Linked DNA regions of Homo sapiens: all the other regions are linked to region 2. A link is a contact called in ENCODE Hi-C or POLR2A ChIA-PET data. All regions are on one chromosome and are shown on one strand. The core of a region is the stretch at or near the end of the contact, and the rest is flanking DNA. Distances in the headings are between cores, read along the strand shown. Region 1 overlaps LOC105374536 (a long non-coding RNA gene). Region 2 holds the start of RBPJ (recombination signal binding protein for immunoglobulin kappa J region). Region 3 overlaps STIM2 (stromal interaction molecule 2).

Region 1 (3,303 bases), core at 112-2,611, 880 kb after region 2:
GTTCCTCTCCAGAGAACACCCCAACCACACTCAACCTGACTTACAAGTCGGAGGAGGTGACCCAATCATTGACACCTCCAAGCTTTTGCACACACTGTGCTTTTGTCTGAAATGCCCTTTCCTACTTTGTCAGTCTAGGGAATGACTTACCCATATTTTCAGTTGGACTTGAGCGCCACCTCCTGATGAAGCCTGCCCAGGTTCCCACAGGCAGAGCTAAGCCCAACCCCTACACCTCTCATCTCATCTAGGTGCTTGTCCATCTGTGTCCTCTCCATCCACTCAAGGGCAAGGGCAAGGTCTTCATCTTGCATCTGCGGGAGCTGGCACAGAGCCTGGTTCATGGTACATGCCCCAGGAATATTGGCTGAATAAAAGAAACAATGAGCAGAAATCAGCCAAACCCCCTGAGTTTTATTTCTCTTAATATTACCCTTAAAGTGACAGAAATGATAATGCTAATTATCTTTAAAGCAATGCCTGAATATATGAAAGAAAAGTGAAATTTTATTTTTCTTTCTTTTTTATTTTTATTTTTTAAGGCAAAGTCTCACTGACTCTGTCACCCAGGCTGGAGTGCAGTGGCATGATCTTGGTTCACTGCAACCTCCGCCTCCTGGATTCAAGTGATTCTCCTGCCCCAACCTCTGAGTAGCTGGGATTACAGGCACCTGCCACCACGCCCAACTAATTTTTATATTTTTAATAGAATTGGGGTTTCATCATGTTGGCCGGGCTGATCTTGAACTCCTGACCCCAGGTGATCCTCCCAATATGCTGGGATTACAGGCGTGAGCCACTGTGCCCGGCCTGAAAAGTGAAATTTTCTAAACTTTCCAGGATGCTCTTGAGGCTCCTGACCCCCAAGTACTCCCTCATAGCTTGTGGGAGCCCAGGCAGAAGTCCAGGGAGTGGAGCAGGCACCAGGACCCCACCAGCTTCCTAGCAGAGCTCCACCTGAGTGTCAGGCAGAGGTGGGAGTGAACCCCACGGGAGGGGAGGTTTCAGGCTGACCCAGCTGACTCTAGGATTGAGCTTTTTCCTCTAGGAGAAACACGCAACATCCTCCGCCTTGCCCTCCTCCAGGAATTGAGAAAATGTGTGGGGACACTGCTTTCTTATCACCGCGGAGTTGTCTAAGTTGAATTTTCCCAGAGAAGTTAGCAGCATTAGTATCAGTAAAATGAATGTGCTGAATGTTCAACTTTTTCTTTTTTTCTGTCTGTTTTTGGTCTTATCAGAAACTCCAAAAATAAACATTCTTTCTCAGGCTTGACCCTCACATGGCCTTGGTGTTCCCCTTCTGAAGAAATCAAACGCAACAATGGAAGGGCTTTGCACAGCCCTGGCCACATGGCTCCCCTCCAAGGCAGGCCTGTCCTCTGATGGACGTAGGCGGCCAGCCAACTTGTGATTTAAAAGTTGGCACTTCATGTAATTGCACTAAAGAGAAAAGAGATCCTGGTGGGTAGACACAGGCTCTGGATTGTTAGAAAATTACGTTTCTCATTATAAATTGTGATTTTAAAGGCAATTGTTTCACTCCTAAAAGAGGGCAAAGAGATAACAAGACTAATGGACAGATGGGCAAAGACTAGGATGATGATGGTAGTGGTGGTTATGTTGAGGAAGAAGATAATTTTTTAAAATCAAGAGAAGTAGTGTCAAGCTTAGTGCTTTTTTCAGACCTACAGATGTGAAATCAAAGTGGCAGGCACCATGGGGATCTTTGCTAAAGATAATAGAGGCCCATCTGATGCCCAGCCTAAGGTATGGCTCCCTCTAGTGGTCAGAGGAATTTCTGCATTGGCTCCTTCACTTGTAACAGACGCTCAGGCTCCAGCTTTTGATGCAAGCCAGCCAGGAGTTGAGACTTGGTCACTGGGTTTCCAGGGTGTAATTTTTCCCACTTTCACCTCCTTCCCTATCTTCCATGGCCTCTGGCTCCCAGCCCTACAATTTTCCAAGATCTCCTTCTATAGGTCCCAAACTAACATAAATAATAATATTGATTTGTCCAGTAACCTAAGGTTTACAGTTTGCTTTTGCATCAATTATCTGAATCCTATCCTTGTAAGGTAGATGTACCCATTTTATAGGCAAGCAGATTAAGTCTCAAAAAGGTAAAGTGACTTGCTCAAAATCACAAAACTAGTTAAATTTAGCACTGGGAGTTAAACTGGTATAGTCTGAGCCCAAATCATGAGCTTTTCCATTTACATTGCAGCAGCCTTCAAAAGGGGGAAATTATATGGTTGATTTGAAATACAGAGAAGTAGAAAAATGCTATGAATTTCATCATTTTCATAAACATCACACGGGGAGAAAATGTACTTAAATGAGACTTGCCTCTAATCAAATATGTGACCTTGGCCCTGAGGGGCTGATTCATGTAGGTTCAATAGTACTATAATCTACAACTTGATTGCAAGGTTAAGGTCTACTAAAACTGTTGGTGGGAGTTAGAAACTCAAATGGCCTAGGAAAAGCAATAGCCTTTCTGTGAGCCAGGCTGGGACACACTCCCTAACATATTCCTTACTTGTTCCAGCATACCTGAGCAATAGAGAGCCTCCCTGCAGGCATCTTGTCATACAAAGGGATTTTTCAGCTATGGACATCCCAGAATAACATACAGTGACTCCAGAATCATTACTTGCAGGTACCAAAAGTTTTCAGTAAAATGGTGAATCCCAAAGTTCTCCCTGGTTTACCTTTGCCTATCTCTAGCCTTCATCCTCTTCCTACTTCCCCAGGCAAGACCCTTAAATAGGCTCTTCACAAAAAAGGATTTACAAATGGCCAAGAAACATATGAAAACATGCTCAACTTCATAAGTCATACACAAATGCAAGTAAAACCACAATGTCAACCCACTGCACACCAAAGAGAATGGCTAACATGAAACAGACAGGTAATACCAAGTCTTGGCAAATAGACGGTGCAACTGAAACACTCAGACATTGCTGGTGGGAGTGTAAATGGCGCAATCACTTTGAAAAAAACTGTTGTCATACACCTTATGACCCACTCCTAGGTATATACTCAACAGAAATACTTACACATATGAACCAAAATAAAGGTACAAGAATGTCATAGCAGTTTATTCCTAATAACCTAATAATGAAAACAACCCAATACCCATCAACAGAATAGATAAGTAAATTGTGGCATATTCAGACAATGGAATATGATAAGGGAATTAGAATAAACAGATTGTTGTTACACACAACACAGATGGATCTTACAAAAATAATGTTGAGAAAGAAAGTAAACACACAAACACAAAAATACATGTACAGT
Region 2 (2,913 bases), core at 1-2,500:
CTATTCTCAAACACTAACAGAAAAACACATATATACATCTTGAGCCTCCTTCTAACCGTCCTACGATACCCTCCAATCATCCTCAGGCAGCCTAGATTGCAAAGCTTCGACAGACAGCTGCCCTTGGCCTACGCCGTCAGGAACCAGGAGGGGGGCGGGGGCCGGGGGGCGCAAGAACCACCAAGAGACCAGATCTTTTTCCAAGGCTACTGTTTCCAAGCAAAACAACCCACGGCACTAAAAAGACGGCGATGAAAATTGGAGACGCTTTAATCCCGAGAGAAAGGGGTGGCGATAGGGGGGCGGGAGGGTACAAGAAATCCCGAGAAAAAGAGGTGCGGAGGAGAAAACTAAGTATCCCATGCATCTTTCAGACCCACAAAACAACAAACCGTAGAGTCTTGTGTGCACTTAGAAGCAGCAGATGGAGTCCCCGGGGCTGAGACAGTTCAGCAGACGTACACCGTGGGTTGTGGATAAATCAACCGATGACGGGAGAGGAAGGGGGTGCCGAGAGAATAAGCCCGTGGATGGGGGAGACAAAGCCTCGGGGGGTGATCCAGGACCATACAGAAAGGTGAGAGGGGACCCACAGGAGAAAGACAATGGAAGAACAATTAAGGCAGAAATCTGGTGCCCGGGCTGTGGCAGGTCACTGGGCTAACGACAAGAGTGTGGCACAACAAAGGGGCACGGGAGGAAGGACAGCGGAGGGGAGGAGATGGAGAGGGGATGCGGGACGCCACGGGTCGGACAAAGCGCCCAAGGCGGCGAAACAAAGGGCCGGGGGTAGAGAGTCGCAGCGGGTAGCGGTGAAAGACAAAGCGCCCGGGGCCGGGGGCACTAGCGGGGCGAAGCGGCGACAACGGCCGCGAGGAACAAAGATGCACGGGGCCCCCAGGCAGAGCCCGCTGGAGGCGCGCGGGAGGCACGGCGCCCGAGGGCCCCGCGCGCCCTGCCGCACTCACGCCCGCACCCGCCGGCCTCGCCGCCGCCGCCGCCGCCCGCCCTCACGCGCTGGAGCCTGAGCCACGGCAGCGCAGAGCGGCAGCGCACGGCCACACGCCGCCGCCGCCGCGCTCGGCGCACGCGACGCCGCCCCCGCGGGCCCCCGAACGCCAAGCGCGCCGCGGCCCCCGAACCCGCTGCCCGCCGTGAGCTGCCAGACGCCCGCAACTTTCCCGGTTCCCGGCGCTCCGATTCCCTCAGACTTACCCTGTCACAACAGGCGCCATCTTCCACAAACTCTCGCCAAAACTCCAACCCTCGCGAGATTCCCCCCGACGCCTTCCCTGGTCCCTCTCCCCCGCCCCTTCCCTTTTTCCTCACTCCTCGATTCCACCCAGCCCCCGCGCTCCCTTTCCCCTCGCCGCCGCCGCGAAGAGCCAGACGCCTCGCGCCGCCCGCAGAGTAGGGGATCCTGCTCGCTGCCTTCCCTGGAAACCTACCCAGGCGATGGAGCATGCGCAGGCGGCTCCTCCGCGGGCGAGCCCTCCGTGTGGTCCATGGGGAGCGCTCCGGTTATCCGGGTTTTAGGACGCGCTTTGAGGGACGTACGTGGAGACTGAGGAAAACCGGAGGGGATTACTACGGGGACGAGGAATGGAGGGGTCAGGAGGCGGGGCCGAGGAGAAGGGAGGAGGGGTCCTGGGAAAATGGGCTGCGTTTCACAGGCCTAGATGAAACACCTCCTCAATGGGTGTTTTCCAAGCGGCTTCCCGCTCACTCTGGGTTCCCAGCTATTTTCATTCATTCAAACGTTCCCTGGGCGCCTCCTTTATGCTAATCTCGGCGTTTGGTGCAGGAGCGCCAGAGATGTCTGGGGTTCGGGCAAGTGACACGTCGGGGACTGTCTTCATTCATTACACCCCCCCATGCTAATGAGGAGGCCCTTCCAGAGCTCCTCAAGCGGAAAACTTTTGCAGTTGAGCTCTCTCGCCTTAGCGTTCTCCTTGGGTGTGAAATGAGGTCAAGCCAAGGCCTCTAGCAAAGACACCCCTAATGGCCACCTCGCAGACACACGCCAGAGCGCGGAGTAGTTCTCTCCAGAAGGGAAAACTGCCTTGGAATTGAGAGCCACATTCTCCCACCTCCGAGTCTGCCCAGAGGACCCGATCAAAGCTCTTGCCGCTCGCGTGCTGCATGGCCTCTCTAAGACCCCATCGCAGCCACCACCGTGTGTGAGCCCAGGTGTGTGTTGAGACCACTACTGCACAGGGAACCGGGCCACCCGAGGGCCTGGCACAGCCGAGGACGCTGCCGGCTGCCCGAATCGCGCTTCAGGCGGCCTGATCCCGGAAGCCCCCGGGCAAACCTGGCCCCACCGGGCATGGAACAGCAGGGTGAAGGGCCCGAATCCCGCCCCCTCCTCCTACCTGCAGCCCCCCATCTTTCCCCTCCTTTGCTCTTTCCTTTCCTAGAGATTCCCAGATCCAGCACTGCCTCCCGCAGGGAGCCCCAAAACCCGGAGAACTGGAATTCGCCGCCCGAAACCTGTTGAAGGCGCTGCAGGATTGGCGCGGCCCGCGCGAGCGGCACTGCGCATGTACCCAATGCGGGCAGTCCAGTCTCACGCTACACCTCCTTCCCACCGCCTTCCACTACTCGGCTCAGACACAACACGGCCGTGGGAAATTTCCTAAACCTCGCGAGAACGTGCCCCTGTTGCCTAAGCTTTCGCCCCAAATCTCGCGGAGCCAAGGCAGGACAGGTGTTTGCCTAGACCAGCTCCGGGCGCCGTTCGTGCAGCGCGTGCCCGGGAGGCGGGCGGCGGGCGGCGGGCGCGGGCGGGGTGGGAAGGGAGCGGCTTGCCGCGGAGGCGGGGCGGGAAGGCGCGTGGCTGGGAGCACGGGGCGGAGGGCGGCGGGGGAGGAGACCCGCGTCTCGCACACAACACGCACACGCCCTGTGACG
Region 3 (3,311 bases), core at 722-3,221, 670 kb before region 2:
TATGGCAGTGAATAAAACGGATAAAGTCCTTGTATGGAACTTAAATTCCTTTGGGTTTGGGGAGGGGCACTTTATGAAAGAAGGAAGAAGAGGAAGGGAAATTTCAGATAGTGATTAACTTAAGAAAAGCAGGAAAGATGTCAGGGTAAGCCTCTCTAAGGAGCTGACATCTGAGACCTAAAAATTGCAAGGAGTCCCATTGTGAAGACATGGGTGAAAAATATCCCAAAGAGAGGAAAAGGCTGTAAAAAAAAGCCTTCAGATGGAATGAACTAGCAGTGTTTGAGAGACTGGCAGAAAGTCAGAGAGGAGCTAGGTCATGAAAGGCTTTCAAGAACTCTGGACAGTTTTCTAATTTCAATAAAAAGAAGGGGAATAATCTTTTTTTAGAATGTTGTTCTTCAATGTGGAGAATAGATTGTTCATGATAAGACTAAAAATGGTCCAGTCTTATCATGAAATACGGAGAAATAAGAAGACCATTCCTTATATAATTGCCTAGACAGGAAAGGGTCATCATCTTAGACTATGATAGTAGTAGATAAGATGACAACAAGGAGTCAGATTCAGGATATATTCTGGGGATAATGCTATTAAGATGCGCTGATGAAATGGACAGGGGCTGGTAGCTAAACAAAAGCCAAAAGTACAGAGGGTGCTACCATTAACTGAGATAGAAAAGAATGGGGAGGAAAAGATTGGGGAAACGAGCAGGGGCCGGTGACAGAGATCAAAAGTTGTTTTAAGACACGTTATGTTTGAAGTATGCATTTGACATTTAAGTGTAGATAATAGAGCAGCAGTCAGATCTGCAAGTCTGGAGCTTAGGAAAAAGTGAGGTTAGGAACAGAGGTATTGGTGGGAAGTCACCAACATACAGATGATCTTTAGACTAAATGACATCAACCAGAAAAGACAGCTATTAATAGATTCTAGAAGACTGGACCTAAATCAAGAATAAAATAACTAGCATCTCTTCTCCTGGATATTTATTTTAAATTAAGTCCTTTGTATGCATTTTCTTAAGTCTTAAAAAAAACTTACGAGGTTCTAACATAATTATCTTTATTTTGGAAGTTAAAAACTAAAAAGCTAATGGAACCAACAAAGTAAGCAGCAGGACTGGATTTGAACTCAGGCAAACTGTTCACAGAACAAAACTTTATACTACTCTGAAAGTAGTAATACTAAATAACAGTAAAGATATAAACAAGCAGTTAAGCGCTGGACGCAGTTCAGAGGTTTCTGCTTATGAAGAGTAATGATGAGTTTATGCAAAGGGAAGGATGTAAGTGTGCTTACAAATGAATAGTTCTATACTGTCTGCATTTAATTTGAGGGTTAATGCTTATAGACTACAGAAGAGATCAAGGGAGAGTGAAGAAAACGTGAGCAATAAAAGCAGATCTGGGAATCCATCTGTATATAAATAAATCTGAAAAAAATCTTTCTGATAAGCTACATAAAAATATGAATTCATACTTGCAAGCAAAGCTAGGTTTCCATCAATCTGCCTTTTTTATTAAGTGTTCTTTAGAGAAAAAGCTTAAATAAACCACAAACAAAAACCAAAAACATTTAAAACTAGATGTGGTAACTGATAGTTTTATATTGAAACAAAGCCTTGACTGTTCTCCCCTTCATGTGTTCCTACCATAAAACCTGGACATGGGCCTGAGGCTGCTGTATCCATTTAACCAAGTAACAGGATGTCAGCTGAAGGTTCAGGCCCTGGGTGTTTTCCACTGAATTTAGTGCATTCAAAGTAGACTTTTTACTCTTAAGTTTCTTCCTATTCAAGATGAACTGCATTGAGAATTGCCCTGTCCTCACTGCCAAAAAACTCATGGTGCAGCTGTACCTCACACGCCCACACAAAATCCCCAGCCAAGAAAACAAGATAAGATTCTCTCTATGACTGTTCAACAGTGAAAATTCCTGATCTAAACACTTCAGCACATCAAAGTCATCCCACAATTTCCAGTAAGTCAGTACAGAAAGGAAGAAAAATCAAATGAAAAAGAACATATTAAAACTGCCCAAATCTTAGTAATACTCTGCTTAGCAAATTGAAAATTGTAGTGGTCTTGACAACGAATCTTTAAAACAACAGATCTAACAGAACCATTTATTTTGGGGGGAGATTCACTTCTCCTTTTGCTGTGGTTTCCTTGGTGATACTTAGTAAACACCTTCACTTCTCTTCTCATGACCAGGACTTGCATTTTTTATTAGCATTCTCTGTTCCAAATACTCTAGTTGTCTTTCATTTCTTAGGACAGATCATACTATGTCCTTCTTCAGGGCCTCTGTACGTGCTGTTTGCTGAGTATAAGCTCCTTTTTGCTATCCCTCCACCTTTTTGTTTCATTAAACCTTCATATCTCAGCTAAAACTTTAATTCTTCAAGTGAACCTTTCTGAACATTACTATATAACCTTTTTTTTCCTTTTTTTGTAGAGATAGGGTCTTGCTATGTTGCATAGGCTGATCTCTTGAACTCCTCTGCCTCTCAAAGTGCTGAGATTACAGGTATGAGACACCACACCCAGCCCCTGATTATTAATCCCTTAGTAGCTTTTATGCATAGCATTTAAATAACTATAACTACTTATCTGTATGATTGTTACTTCAACAACTGTTTATTTCAGTAAAGTATAAGTCTTCTGCTCATCACTCTAACCCTAGCACTTGGTATAAAGGCACTCAACAAATTATTTGTTGGATGCTGTTGAATGACGTAGAACATGTTTAATTAATAAGTCTTATGAAAATCTAATTTTACATTTTAATGGTGAGACAAGGATTTGTATGTATAAGAAATTCTTTTTTAACATTTTCTAAATTTCAATAGCTTTTGGGGTACAAGCGATTTTTCATTACATAAGAAATTCTTGATGGTAAAAGAATTACTCATTTAAGAATTATCTGGTTCCTTATTACCTGCCTCTCACTGATCTTTTATAGATGCTGTTGCTAAACAACACTTCCATCAGAGGGCAAGCAGAGAGAGATACACCATTCCTTTTAAAGGTATCTTTCCCAATCTGCAGAGCTACAGAAATGCCAGCTTCTAAAATGTTAACTTATATTGTTTCTGCTTGAAGTTGTGGCCAGTGCTACAGGTCAGTGTCTCAAAGGGATTTTTGGCAATTTATTCTAAGACTAATGAAAAGAACTCTGGAATGGAAACAGACCTGATTTTACTCCCAGCTGTGCCACTGATTCAGGATAATATCATAGCCACATTATTTAACTACAGCTCAGATTCTCTTTTTTAAATTGATGTTATACATATGTTGGGAGTACAT

Evidence for each region. A loop is a pair of places that touch in the nucleus more often than their neighbours do. ChIA-PET counts read pairs that join two places held with the same protein, here RNA polymerase II (POLR2A). Pooled maps may share reads with other maps.
Region 1: a map of mammary epithelial cell shows a loop between it and region 2 (14-fold over the local background). The contact joins the enhancer-like site here to the promoter of RBPJ in region 2. A Hi-C loop is called at or near these places in 1 of 168 maps with a recorded cell type or tissue (mammary epithelial cell) and 9 of 50 pooled maps. POLR2A ChIA-PET finds 5 or more read pairs at or near these places in 2 of 52 experiments (HEK293 and WTC11).
Region 3: a loop to region 2 is called in a map of B cell, with 4 times the contacts of the local background. The contact joins the enhancer-like site here to the promoter of RBPJ in region 2. A Hi-C loop is called at or near these places in 5 of 168 maps with a recorded cell type or tissue (B cell, IMR-90, ascending aorta and 2 more), 9 of 37 single-sample maps with no recorded cell type and 18 of 50 pooled maps. POLR2A ChIA-PET finds 5 or more read pairs at or near these places in 4 of 52 experiments (CD4-positive, alpha-beta T cell, IMR-90, activated CD4-positive, alpha-beta T cell and 1 more).

Annotation. Positions count from the first base shown.
Region 1 is chr4:25,438,594-25,441,896 of GRCh38, reverse strand. LOC105374536 (a long non-coding RNA gene) reads right to left here. Exons shown (of 4, transcript XR_925494.3): 2 at 151-367. Among named protein-coding and RNA genes, the nearest start is that of ANAPC4, 63 kb to the right of the region's middle. RefSeq lists a silencer at 107-216. Within about 2 kb of position 1,361, at least 9 of the 41 ENCODE cell types and tissues checked have a DNase peak (open chromatin) inside an H3K27ac peak, as active enhancers do.
Region 2 is chr4:26,319,351-26,322,263 of GRCh38, reverse strand. It overlaps RBPJ (recombination signal binding protein for immunoglobulin kappa J region), which reads right to left and starts at 1,250. Exons shown (of 11, transcript NM_015874.6): 1 at 1,216-1,250. The coding sequence starts at 1,235. RefSeq lists enhancers at 1-794, 2,027-2,076 and silencers at 907-1,006, 1,077-1,206, 2,677-2,913.
Region 3 is chr4:26,991,676-26,994,986 of GRCh38, reverse strand. All of the region lies in intron 3 of STIM2 (stromal interaction molecule 2), which reads right to left. Among named protein-coding and RNA genes, the nearest start is that of STIM2, 130 kb to the right of the region's middle. Within about 2 kb of position 1,971, at least 11 of the 41 ENCODE cell types and tissues checked have a DNase peak (open chromatin) inside an H3K27ac peak, as active enhancers do; they include B cell, where a contact is called at or near this core.